2 separate regions of the Homo sapiens genome follow, and region 2 is linked to region 1. The links are chromatin contacts, found by Hi-C or POLR2A ChIA-PET in ENCODE. All regions are on one chromosome and are shown on one strand. Each heading gives the region's core, a stretch centred on a gene start or an enhancer-like site at or near the end of the contact. The rest is flanking DNA. Distances are from core to core; before and after follow the strand shown.

Region 1 (5,544 bases), core at 175-2,674:
CACAGTAGCGGAAACCAGAAAAGTTGGAAGGGGAAGACCAACTTATAAATTCTTGATCTGAAAGTAACAGTGAGGAAATAGAATAGATAATAAAAGGTAAAATACGACTAATAACTTAGTAAAGTGGAAAATGGAGATGACAAGTAGAGTCCTGAAAAGTCCTCAAAGGAAGACTCCGCTTTCCCTATTATAATCCCACCGTTATGGATGCCTAACTCAGCAGCCATCAGTCAAGGGTGATAGATGAGGGTCATCACTGCGCAAAGCGCTCACCTTTCGAAAAGAAAACATCATATGGCCGCCGTCCACCTCCCATAGCTCTCAGCCTCCCACTTCTCAGTATCCTCCCTTCCGCTGTTTAAGCAAGCCTTGTGTAATTAGCATGGGGGGGAGGGGCGGTGCAAGACAAATGGCTCGGCCACAAAAAAACAAAATTCATGTCTCCACCCTACAATAAGAAAGCTAATAGGTGACAGAGAAAGGCAATCCCCGCCCAGGCTTTAACAGGATCTTTACCAAGTGGTCTCACATCACTGTTACGCTACGAAGGTGAGACTCCTTTTGGAGAAACATACAATGACACCAATCGTATCGTAAACACTTGGAAGGCACTCCAAATTAAGTTGGGCAAGTCAAGGTGAGAAAAATCCAACTGGGCCCAGAAACCAGCTCCTCCTCCCAGTCCCACCGAGGGCCGAGAAAGAGCTCAAGAAAGGACAAGGAAGGTGAGAAGAGCCCCGCCCTCCGCAAATACCAAGACCAAGGGACGCCGAGCGCCGCCTCTCATTGATGCTGAGGCCTCCAATATGAGAAGAACCCATTGGAAGAAGGGAGCAAAACGAACACAATGGCGCCGAGGACACCATCTTGGATTGGGTCCCCCCTTAGCTTCCCTTCCTTCCCCCAGGAGCTCTTTGCTCTCGAAAGGGATGCAAGCTAAGGAAATAGCGAACCAACTAGGCCCCAGCGACCAGACCATCGCCTGTGAAAAGGGTATCAGGAACCCATGTGACGGGATGGGTGCGGAGAAGCGCAGATGGAAACGGATTGTAGCGAAGGCCAAAGCTTACCTAAACAGGGAGAGCGCGTATGGCGGCAGCAACAGCGACGAAGGAGGGAAATCTGCCTTCACTTCCGGTTGCAGGCTTCCCTCTACTCCAGCCTCCCGCCTTCTTGGCTGCAAGAGCGCAGGCGCAAGGGACCGGAAACAGGGCCTTCCGCGGTTATACAGATCCGTGCGCTCCAGGCTTGCCTTTGGAAAATGCCTGTCTGAAATTTGTTTTAAAACCGTTTCTAACTTCACTGCTACCGCCAGTAACAAAAGATATAAAGGAAACTAACGTCTCCCCCCCACTGTTATCTTTATTCTCTTATCCTACTCCTCTCCATGCCCCTCATCTCTTCGTTTAGGTTTTTGCCACGCAGGTCTTCTCTGTAGGCACCCCTCCATGGATGCGCGAGGAACGAGTGTGGCGAAGGCTGCGAGTTCCCACGGGGTCCTTGGCCCGGTAGTGAAGGTGACCTGAGGACTGCTGGGCACGCACTAGGAACCGGCAGGCCCTAGCTGAGGGGAGGGAGGAGGGAAGTCTCAGGGAACTGGATTGCTCGGGGGTGTTTCCCGACTCTTTCCCAGTCGTGGGGCTGGTGGGCGGTATTTTCCCAAAAGGATGCTGTCCGAGGTAGCTGATGCCCTAGGGCCAGTGAGTCAGGAAGGTGTTCTGAATCCGAGCGGGAAGACGGGGTCTGGATTCGGCCCCAAGTGTTAATAGTAGGGCTTGAGGGTTATACTACATTCCATTAATACTGTTTTTGTTTTTGTTTTGAGACAGAGTCTCGCCCTGTCGCCCAGGCGGGAGTGCAATGTCCTGATCTCGGCTCACTGCAACCGCTGCTTCCCGGGTTCAAGCGATTCTCCTGCCTCAGCCTCCCGAGTAGCTAGGATTACAGGCGCCCGCCACCACGCCCAGCAAATTTTTGTTTTTTTAGTAGAGACGGGGCTTCACCCATGTATGACCTCAGGTGATCCACCCACTTCGGCCTCCCAGAGTGCTGGGATTACAGGCGTGAGCCACCGCGCCCGGCCCATTAATACTGTTAATTCGAGCAGAATGTTCTTGGCCCCGCCCCAACAGCCCCATTGTTCAACCTGGATTTTTTTCCTGAATGAAACATTTGCTATCCCCGTCTTTGAGATGGGGAGCTACAAAAGTAAGACCTGATGTCCTGCTGTGTAATAAAACAACAAACGTTTGGCCCTCTCCCTGTTAACATACTTAATCATTTAATACTAAGGAGTAGGTACCGTTATTCTCATCTTATTGACAGAAGCGAAGCAAAGCAACATATCTCAAGCAGTACGGCTGGTGAGGTTACAGCCAGGATGCAAACATCTCTCATTCTCTATTGTATTCTGCCTCCCTGCTCAAAGAATCTGGTTAGTAAATACACTGCAGGTTACCTTATTGGTTCAAATTCTTGGTGAAGTAAGCTTGTCTTCAGTGACAAATGAAGTAACTAATTCAAGAATGGTGTCATAGAAGGTATTTTCCCAAGTATCATTTAATTTATTCAAAAGTATTTATCAACTGCCTCCCTTGTGCCACATGTTGTCCTAGGATCTGGGGACACAACGGTGAACAGCCCTGTTCTCACAGTGTTTACATTACAGGAAAGAAAACACATAAACACAAATATAATGTCAAGTATCGATAAGTGGTCAGGGTGCAGTGGCTCAGGCCTGTAACCCAACCCTTGAGGAAGCCGAGCCCGAAGGATTGCTTGAGCCCAGGAGTTTCAGACCAGCCTGGGCAAGTGAGACCCCATCTCTACAAAAAATTTTAAAATTAGCAAGGCATAGTGGCACTCGCCCGTAATCCCAGCTACTCAGGAGGCTGAAGTGGGAGGATCATTTGAGTCCAGGGGGTCAAGGCTGCCGTGAGCTGGAACTCCAGCCTGGGCAACACAGCAGGACCTTGTCTCAAAAAACCAGTAGCAGTAAGTGCTATGAAGAAAATGCAAGGTAAAGGGGCAAAGAGCACTTGCTCCTACACTCCAGCTTTTCTCTACAGTTGCGATCTATAGTCCTCAGATTCCCAAATGAGGAACCATGTTTCTCACTTTAGAGAAATAATAAAGTACTACTTGTTCTTGTTTCTCCAAGAAGTTTCAAAGGATAGCCATTTGGGCTGTTTAGGGAATATGTAAACAAAAAACAAGAAAGTGACTGAAGGCCAGGCACAGTGGCTCACACCTCTAATCTCAGCACTTTGGGAGGCCAAGGCAGGTGGATCACTTGAGGTCAGGAGTTTGAGACCAGCCTGACCAACATGGCGAAACCCCATCTCTACTAAAAATACAAAAAATAGCCAGGCGTGGTGGCACACACCCATAATTCCAGCAACTTGGGAGGCTGAGGCAGGAGAATCGCTTGAACCTGGGAGGCAGAGGTTGCAATGAGCTGAGATCACGCCATTGTATTCCAGCCTGGGCAACAAGAGCAAAACTCCATCTCAAAAAAAAAAAAAACAAAGTGACTGAAAATGAGAAATGATGAGGCAAAAGGAGGCTGCTTCAACTCACCAATTTATTTGCCAATAATTATTTTATTGATACTTTTTTTATTGTTACAATGGGAAAGTAAGGTGTCAAGGATATAGAAAGGAAGGGCATGCATATGAGGGAACACAGTATCATTTTAGATCTTAGAAAGCAATGAGCATCTGATAAGTCTTTGGGGAAATAGGAAAGGAGGAAAATCTAATAAAGACAAAGATCAGCAAAAGAAAAACAAAGAGAGGCTACAAAATGCAGTTATCTACCTGGAATTATAAGAGAGGGGCTAAATGTAGTCATCTCCTCTTTTTGGAGATCAGAAGGTCTCTGGGAAAAGAGAAGAACCAATTTTTCAGAAAATAACTAGGGTCACAGAATGAACAAGTGGAATTAGAGAGCCAGTGATGGACGTGAGGAAACAGCTGTGTAGGTTTTGACCAGTGAGCAGGTGGTGGTAATAGTATCACAGGGTTGCTACTTACTGAATCACTGCTACAACATGCAAGGAACTGTGCTAGACTTTACAGAATGATTCCTAATCATTGAAGCAACCCTCACAAGGTAGGCATTATTATCATCCCAGTTTCACAGAGGAGGACATCGAGGCTACCAAGTTAAGTAGCTTGTCCTGGTTTCACAGCCAGCAAGTGACAGGGTCAAGAGAGGGACCCACATCGGCCAGACACTGAAGTCAGGATGTTTTCCACATTCCTACTTCCCCATATTACAAATTTCACAGAGGGTTTAGGTGAGAATGACTTGGAAGTTTACAAAGTCCCAGTGAGGGTTAAAGAACAACAAGGAGATTCAGATGTGAGCAGGATATTTATAAGTGTCACAGGAAAATTATTGGATCCTGCCTCCCAGGATTTCTAGGGGATGGAAAGAAGACAGGGATTATGGTGGGAGGTGATTTTGATTGGAGGATTTCTTTGAGGGAGGGAACTGGCAGAAGGAGTCAGGCCCTACGGTGGCCCTAGGCAGAAATCCGGTAGTTGGGGTGGACCTGGGGCCTGACGTCGCAGACCATGCCAAGAAGCTGGGCCAGGACACGCTCTCGGTTTCTCTGCTGGGAGCTCTGCATGCCCTGCACCTGGCGCCTTGTAGCCTGCTCCACCTCAGCAGACAGGTTCCCCTGGGAGCCCATGGCCTGGGGGGTAGGGAGAGGGGTGGAAGAGAGAAAGGGAAAAGCAGAAACAGACAAGGGTCCAGGCATATGAGGGGAAAGATCCTGAAACAAAGCCTAGAAGAAAGGCCCTCTCAGAAACCACCCCCATCCCACAGAAATATCCCAACACCAAAGAGATCAACACAGTCCCCTTTCCCCTTAGACCTAACATGCAACTTCATCCTAAAACAGACCGTAATATCCCCACCACCTCACCATCCATGACCATAAAACTCTACCCTCCACCACAAATGTTAATCATACTCCACATAGATGTTATACTTTACACAGACTGTGGCATTCCGCCCACAAGCTCTATGTGGCCTTCAAAACTCCCAGACTCTCCTACATATCATCACAAAGTTTCACCAATGTTGTGGTCCCTGCCAGGGTCCCCTCAGCCTCAGCCCTCTGCCACCATATTTTCTTGTTGAGTCACCCTTACACACCTCACTAGATGCACCCACCAACTTGCAGTGGGGTCTCAACCCGACTCTGCCTCAACTCACCGCCTGCTGCTTGCTCTGGAATTCGTGCTCTCGCTCTCTGCGGTATTGCTCCACCTCCATCTGTGCCTCCTCCTTTGCCTGCTTCAGTCGCCGGGCCTTCCCTGGAGGCAGAAGAAAGGACAGTGAGTGGGGATGGACCCACACACACACAATGTAATAGCAGGAGTCAGTCCCTTCCAGAAAGTTATACAGCCTTCTCTCAGCCAACCAGGTGCCAGATTCTAATATCCATCCATTTCTTCCCTCCTAACCAGCCTCCAGACCCTAGCTGTCTGTCTTCCCGCCAGCCTTGGGTTTTCCCAAAATGTTTGCTGT
Region 2 (6,606 bases), core at 336-2,835, 1.7 Mb after region 1:
TCCAGTGAGACAGTGGAGGTAGCCCAGCATGGTGGTGGGCTCCTTGTAGTCCCAACTACTTAGAAGCTGAGACGGGAAGATTGTTTGAGGAGATCAGGAGTTCAAGGTCAACCTGGGTAACACAGGGAAACCCGTCTAAAGAAAACAAAAAAAGGTAAAAGACAAGACAGTGCAGTGGAGGCCGGACGCAGTGGCTCACGCCTGTAATCCCAGCACTTTGGGAGGCCGAGGTGGGAAGATCACGAGGTCAGGAGATCGAGACCATCCTGGCTAACACAGTGAAACCCCGTCTCTACTAAAAAATACAAAAAATTAGCCGGGCGCGGTGGCGGGCGCCTGTAGTCCCAGCTACTTGGGAGGTTGAGGCAGGAGAATGGCGTGAACCCGGAAGGTGGAGCTTGCAGTGAGCCAAGATCGCGCCACTGCACTCCAGCCTGGGCGACAGAGCAAGACTCCGTCTCAAAAAAAAAAAAAAAAAAAAAAAAGTGCAGTGGAGATGACCGAATGAGGAAAGCTAGGAATTGCAGAGGATAGAGCAGAACTTGCACTTAAATTTAAGACCCTCAGACTCCTGCCATCTTGGGTGTTCTATCACACCTCTGGGGAACCCCAGGCTTTCTAGAAATGTCAAAACACATAGTGTTTACCTGCATGCCAGGTGCAATCTTACACATATTCATCTAATCCTAACGACGATGTATACAATAGGTTCTATCTTCCTCACCTTAAAGGTGTGAGAAATGATGGCACAGAGAAGCTGGTTAACTTGCCCAAGGGCACACAGCGTGTAAGTGGCAGAGATAGAACTCAGGCAGTCTGGCTTCAGAGGCCATGTTCTTAACCTTTACACTATACTACTTCGTGACTCTACCCCAAAATGTGGAGTGAAGTTGAAATTTTGTGCCCCAGAACATGAGTTTCAGCCACTAGGGTCCCGCTCAGGGTCGGGTCTGATCACAGGGAAGGGTACGGGGAGCCAAACAGGTAATATCACGGGTAGCAGCCAAGTTCCCACCCTTGTGCCTAAACCCAGCTCAGGTCTTTCTGAAGCTAGGAGCACCGGAACTACGGAGGAGAAACAGCTCCGCGCTCTCACCAGCGGGCCCTCTTCCTCCTCCATATCTGAGGTCCCAGCCCGCAACACCAGTTCCCGGGCCGCAGCCGCCATGGTCGCAGCGGCGGCCATTCCCCGCAGCCTCACTTCCGGCAACTGTCAGTCCCGGCGAGTCCGTTCCCCGGAGTGGAGCTACAAGTCCCAAAGGGTCTTCCTCAGCGCGAAATCGTTCCCAGATATTTGAGTTAAGTTGTTTGACTCCAGCTGTCCCCTTTCAGCTCTAACCACTTCACCCAACTGCAAATGGAAATATGGAAGTCTGAAACACAAACTAGCCCCGGAACCTTCGCTGTTCTCTTACCTATGAACCTTACGAACTGTAAAGAAAGGCGCACCGGAAGTTGTGGTACCCAAGCCATACTCTCATAAATCCAGCCAGGTCGCGCTGAAACAGTTTCCGGAAGCACTTCTCCTAGATCGCACCGCCTCTTCCTCCTGGAAGCTATATAATGATATCGCGTCACTTCCGCTCTCTCTTCCACAGGAGGCCTACACGCCGCCGCTTGTGCTGCAGCCATGGTAAGACTGGAATCCGTGCCGTGATCCAGCGGCATCGCAGCTCGGGCAAGGAAAGCCGGCTGTCAGGGTTCTGGAAACGTCCTGCCCTGAGGGCCTGCGACTTTCTGTATGGAGCCTTGGATCGCGTCCCTGGAAAGGGACACCAAAGATTTCCAATTCCGGAGAGCGGGCCCGAGGAAGGGTCACTGCTCGGGCGCACGAAAGCTGTCTAAGGCTTGGGCGTATATGGGGAACTCTGGCTTTTGCCACGCACTTTTGGGAATGGGCAGGAGACCTGCTTCCTCTCTCCAGAGGTTGCATTTTCCCAAGCTTGAACGCTTCATGTGCCTACTCTGCAGGACTGAGGAGTTTGCTCTGTGGTGTGAAAACCTAAGGAATGGGGGGCGGGTGTCTTGCCACTTGTGTGACAGGCTTAACCTTTTTGTATGAAGTTCGTTTGCCTTATCGGCCTTACTGTTTGATAGTTTACTGTGTCTGATTTCTTCCCCCGTACTTTTTCAACTAGTCTCTAGTGATCCCTGAAAAGTTCCAGCATATTTTGCGAGTACTCAACACCAACATCGATGGGCGGCGGAAAATAGCCTTTGCCATCACTGCCATTAAGGTAAGTGAAGTAGGGTAAGGAATAGGGAATGTAAATGAGAATTGGGTTGTGAAGACATAAGCAAAAATGAAGCAAGGCTGGGGAGACTTGAGTCTCATCCAGATCACCTTGACTGCTGGATTAAGAAAAGAAAGTGGTTTAGGGAGAGACTGACCCCTTTAGCATTTACCACAGAAAATAAGTGATTAAAGCCAAGATAGTGGTCTAAGGTCAAGCCAAAACATTTCACCTGGGGAAGTGGGGAGGAGGTATGGTTGCTCACCCGAATTCGCTAAGATTTTCCTGAACCACGAGCTTGTGAGATTTCTTCTAGATTCGGTTTCTTTACCCATCCCACCATCATAACAGCAACCCTTCCTGCGAAATTTATATTCCCTGAGAATTGGAGGATTATTGGGCATCTTGAGGGATAAGTAGAAATACCAACAGATAAAAAGTGTGAAGAAGCCTGTAGATGGAGGGTGGAAGAAGTCTGAGTGGGACATTTACTCAGATGAGCCATAATTGACACTCCTTTCCTGTCGAAGTGTGAAGGAGTACATCCATCTTTCTTTGGCTTTTAAGAATCGAATCAATGAATGCAAGAATATTATTTCACTTGAGTATTTCTCTCCACAAACCTAATGAATTCTTGGCTTTCTAGATACATAACGTTCTTTTTTTTTCCCTTAAGTCAGAATGTGTAGTTAGTTGTGGAAATAGCCTACCAGTATGTGTCCATGCGTGCAGGGCTAGGCCTGTCTTCTTGGCTTCTGTTGCATGGTAGGTACTTAGGCGACGTTAGGGAATGGATAGTAGTAGGGATACTGTTGGCTCTGTTGAGGAATTTGTAGAGGGAAATTCCTTCTGTTGGGTGCTCTGTGAAACTAATAAGGCAGTGTGAAATACTGTACTTATTTCAGAGACCGGCTGTGAGGCTTAAGTAGAGGTGCAGCATTCATAAGTGTAATAGAGAATAACCTTCATGGATGTATCTAACTAAAAATTAGAAATCTTATTTCATCTATATCTCTTCCCACACCCATTTTGAAGTAAATCTTTTCACTTGTAAACATATAATTAAATTTGAGGCTTAGTGCAGTGGCTCACTCGGAGGCTGAAGTGGGCGGATCCCCTGAGGTCAGGAGTTCGAGACCAGCCTGGTCAACATGGTGAAACCTCGTCATTTAATTAATAAATTTGAAAGACCCTGCTCTCTTCTGAATCAACCTAATAATTTGACCCTTGGTCATGTTTATTTATTTATCCCGAGACAGAGTCTCACCCCGTCACCCAGGCCGGAGTGCAATGGTGCAATCTTATCTCACTGCAACCTCAGCCTCCCAAGTAGCTGAGATTACAGGCACACGCCCAGCTAATTTTTGTATTTTTAGAAGAGATGGGGTTTCACCATGTTGGTCAAACTGGTCTTAAACTTCTGACCTCAGGTGATCCACCCACCTCAGCCTCCCAAAGTGCTGGGATTATAGGCGTGAGCCACTGCACCCAGCCACATTTATTTTTTGAGACTGTCGCCCAGGCTGGAGTGGCGGAATCACTCTTCACTGCAGCCTCGACCTCCAGGGCTCAAGTCAATCCTCCTACCTCAACTTTCCAAGTAGTTGGGGCTACAGGTGTGCACCACCACATCTGGCTAATCTGGATCTTGCTGTGTTGTCCAGGCTGGTCTTGAACTCCTGGGCTCAGTGATCCTCCAGCCTCAGCCTCCTAAAGTGCTGGGATTACAGGCATATAGGCATGAGCCACGGTGAAGCCAACCCTTGATCTCTTTCTTGCAGATAGGAACTGCCATTTGTTTTAGTTTCCTGGAGCCTACTGTAACAAGTTCATATAAACTAAGCAGAAAATTACTCTTGGCGCTGGAGGCACTTAAGAATCCTACCTTGCCTCTTCCTGTCTTCTGGTGGTTGTCAGTAATCCTTAGTGTTCCTTGGCTTGTAGCTGCATTACTCCAATCTGTTGCTGTCATCTCATGGTCCTCTTCGTGTCTCTCTCATGATTTGTCATTGGATCTAGAGCCCACCCTAATCAAATATAACGTCATTTTACCTAATTATTTCCGTAACGACCTTATTTCCAAATAGGGCCACATTCTGATGTTCTAGTTGGACAAAATGAGGGGCAGGGCTCAGTATTCAGTTCCTCCTTCACTCTCCAAATCACTTTGGTTCATGAGTTCAGATGGCATGGGTGCTAGTGCTGGTGTTGATGTGATGCTACCAATGTAAGCATTAGTTTCTTTTTATAATAACTTGGGCAGTCAGTTCTGGGCACTGACAAAATTGAGTTTGTGATCTTGGAATACTTTGATTATGGGGATACAGTGATTTGCCTAAATAATTGTGACCCTTAGAGATTCTGAGGAACTGACAGCCCAATACCTTAATCAAAGCCTGTAACTCATAAGACCCTGGTTTACTGCATCAGCTTGGAGTGGCAGGCCCCTTGTTCTCCTAAATGCAAGAATCAGAAGGCACTTAGTGACAACTACATATGCTGAGCAATGGGGGAAAAAAAAGATACTGCCTGCTTTCAAAGGGTTGTCTGTAATACTAAATTCTGTGTTCATGATTCAGTCATACCCCTGAACAAAGTTACTTTTTTCTTTTTTTGAGACGGGGTCTCACTGTCGCCCAGGTTAGAGTGTGGTTGCGTGATCTTGGCTTGCTGCAACCTCCACCTCCTAGGTTCAAGCTATTCTGCTGCAGCCTCCCAAGTAGCTGGGATTACAGGCACCTGCCACCATGCTCAGCAACTTTTCTTGTATTTTTAGTAGAGACAGGGTTTCACCATGTTGGCCAGGCTGGTTTTGAACTCCTGCCCTCAATGTCATCTGCCCACTTGGGCCTCCCAAAGTGCTGGGATTACAGGCGTGAGCCACTGCGACCGGCCCAAAGTTAACCTTCTGTCGAACGGTTTATATCTGGAAAGGTGGGTGAGGAAAGGGTGACCTAGGGGATTGCAAAATAGATTATTGCAGATCCTACCTTTGTGAGCTTTTTGAATGAGGCTATAAAGGAATTTAAAAATCAGATTCAACACTAATTCCGAAACCCCTCACTTCATTCAGGGTGTGGGCCGAAGATATGCTCATGTGGTGTTGAGGAAAGCAGACATTGACCTCACCAAGAGGGCGGGAGAACTCACTGAGGATGAGGTGAGGACAAGGAAGGGGGCTGGGGGTGGGGTCAGCCTCAGAAAGGGGTCCATCTAGATCTGACCTTGGTCTGCCTGCCAGGTGGAACGTGTGATCACCATTATGCAGAATCCACGCCAGTACAAGATCCCAGACTGGTTCTTGAACAGACAGAAGGATGTAAAGGATGGAAAATACAGCCAGGTGTGTACTGAAATGAGGGCAGGATTAGAGGAAGGGTGGAGGGTCCTAACAGAATTGGGCATAGGAGGTCAGGGGATAAAACATCCCTTGCCCCCTCCTCTGAATCCAGGTCCTAGCCAATGGTCTGGACAACAAGCTCCGTGAAGACCTGGAGCGACTGAAGAAGATTCGGGCCCATAGAGGGCTGCGTCACTTCTGGGGGTGAGTGGGGGGTCTCATCTCCCTGCCTACCTCGACTCAGCATTCCTCCTACTCGCTCTTCTTTTTCCCCAACCTTTTGTTTCTGCTGTGCATGACCTGTGACTCTTCTCTTTTTACCTGCAGCCTTCGTGTCCGAGGCCAGCACACCAAGACCACTGGCCGCCGTGGCCGCACCGTGGGTGTGTCCAAGAAGAAATAAGTCTGTAGGCCTTGTCTGTTAATAAATAGTTTATATACCTATGGCTTCCTGTCCTTTCTGTCCATTCTAATAGGGAATGTTAAAGTGCTGGGTCCTTTTTCCATTTAGAGCTGCCCTACTCAGTTGCCCACACAGTGCTATTAGTTTTAGCAGTGGTGATGCTGCAGACCCCCCAGTCTCCCTATATGTAGCTAGTGATGTCCCTCTCTGTAAAGAGAAATGTGAGGGTAAAACAGTTCAGCCTTGAGGGGCTGACCCAGACCAGTTTAGAGACCAACACCCTGGGGTTGGTGTGCAGCATCATTGTGGAGTGGGTTAGCTGAGCCTAGCCAGTTGCAGTTAAGGTGAGTTTGCAGGTCTTGGTCACTCTGGGTTTTTTTGTTTTTGTTTTTGTTTTCTTTTAAGGGGTCATCTAGTCATAAGGGAAAATCCTTCGGGCTGTGACCGAAGCAACAAAGGCAAAAACGCGGACGTTGGTTATGAAGGGTGTGGTCTCCCTGGTGGAGTACGTCGGTGGGTTGGGATGGGGAGCGGCTGGACAGACCGGTCTCACTCCGTTTGGTGCCACTCCACCCGCCCGGGTTTCCGCGCCCTGCCGCGCTGCTCCGACGCCGCTTCCGGCGGGGATG

Evidence for each region. A loop is a pair of places that touch in the nucleus more often than their neighbours do. ChIA-PET counts read pairs that join two places held with the same protein, here RNA polymerase II (POLR2A). Pooled maps may share reads with other maps.
Region 2: a loop to region 1 is called in a pooled map, with 4 times the contacts of the local background. The contact joins the promoter of RPS18 here to the promoter of DDX39B-AS1 in region 1. A Hi-C loop is called at or near these places in 1 of 37 single-sample maps with no recorded cell type and 5 of 50 pooled maps. POLR2A ChIA-PET finds 5 or more read pairs at or near these places in 2 of 52 experiments (B cell and MCF 10A).

What each region holds. Positions count from the first base shown.
Region 1 is chr6:31,540,880-31,546,423 of GRCh38, forward strand. DDX39B-AS1 (DDX39B antisense RNA 1) reads left to right here and starts at 1,425. Exons shown (of 2, transcript NR_133675.1): 1 at 1,425-1,517; 2 at 1,830-2,259. It overlaps DDX39B (DExD-box helicase 39B), which reads right to left and starts at 1,124. Exons shown (of 11, transcript NM_004640.7): 1 at 1,071-1,124. ATP6V1G2-DDX39B (ATP6V1G2-DDX39B readthrough (NMD candidate)) reads right to left here. Exons shown (of 13, transcript NR_037853.1): 2 at 5,230-5,330; 3 at 1,071-1,269. It overlaps SNORD84 (small nucleolar RNA, C/D box 84), which reads right to left and starts at 299; the gene lies at 222-299. It also overlaps ATP6V1G2. RefSeq lists enhancers at 554-1,753, 631-1,552, 5,263-5,544 and a silencer at 866-1,781.
Region 2 is chr6:33,270,490-33,277,095 of GRCh38, forward strand. RPS18 (ribosomal protein S18) reads left to right here and starts at 1,586. Exons shown (of 6, transcript NM_022551.3): 1 at 1,586-1,633; 2 at 2,139-2,237; 3 at 5,308-5,394; 4 at 5,476-5,577; 5 at 5,687-5,778; 6 at 5,902-6,022. The coding sequence starts at 1,631. The coding sequence ends at 5,977. VPS52 (VPS52 subunit of GARP complex) reads right to left here and starts at 1,387. Exons shown (of 20, transcript NM_022553.6): 1 at 1,097-1,387. The coding sequence starts at 1,186. RefSeq lists an enhancer at 6,032-6,606.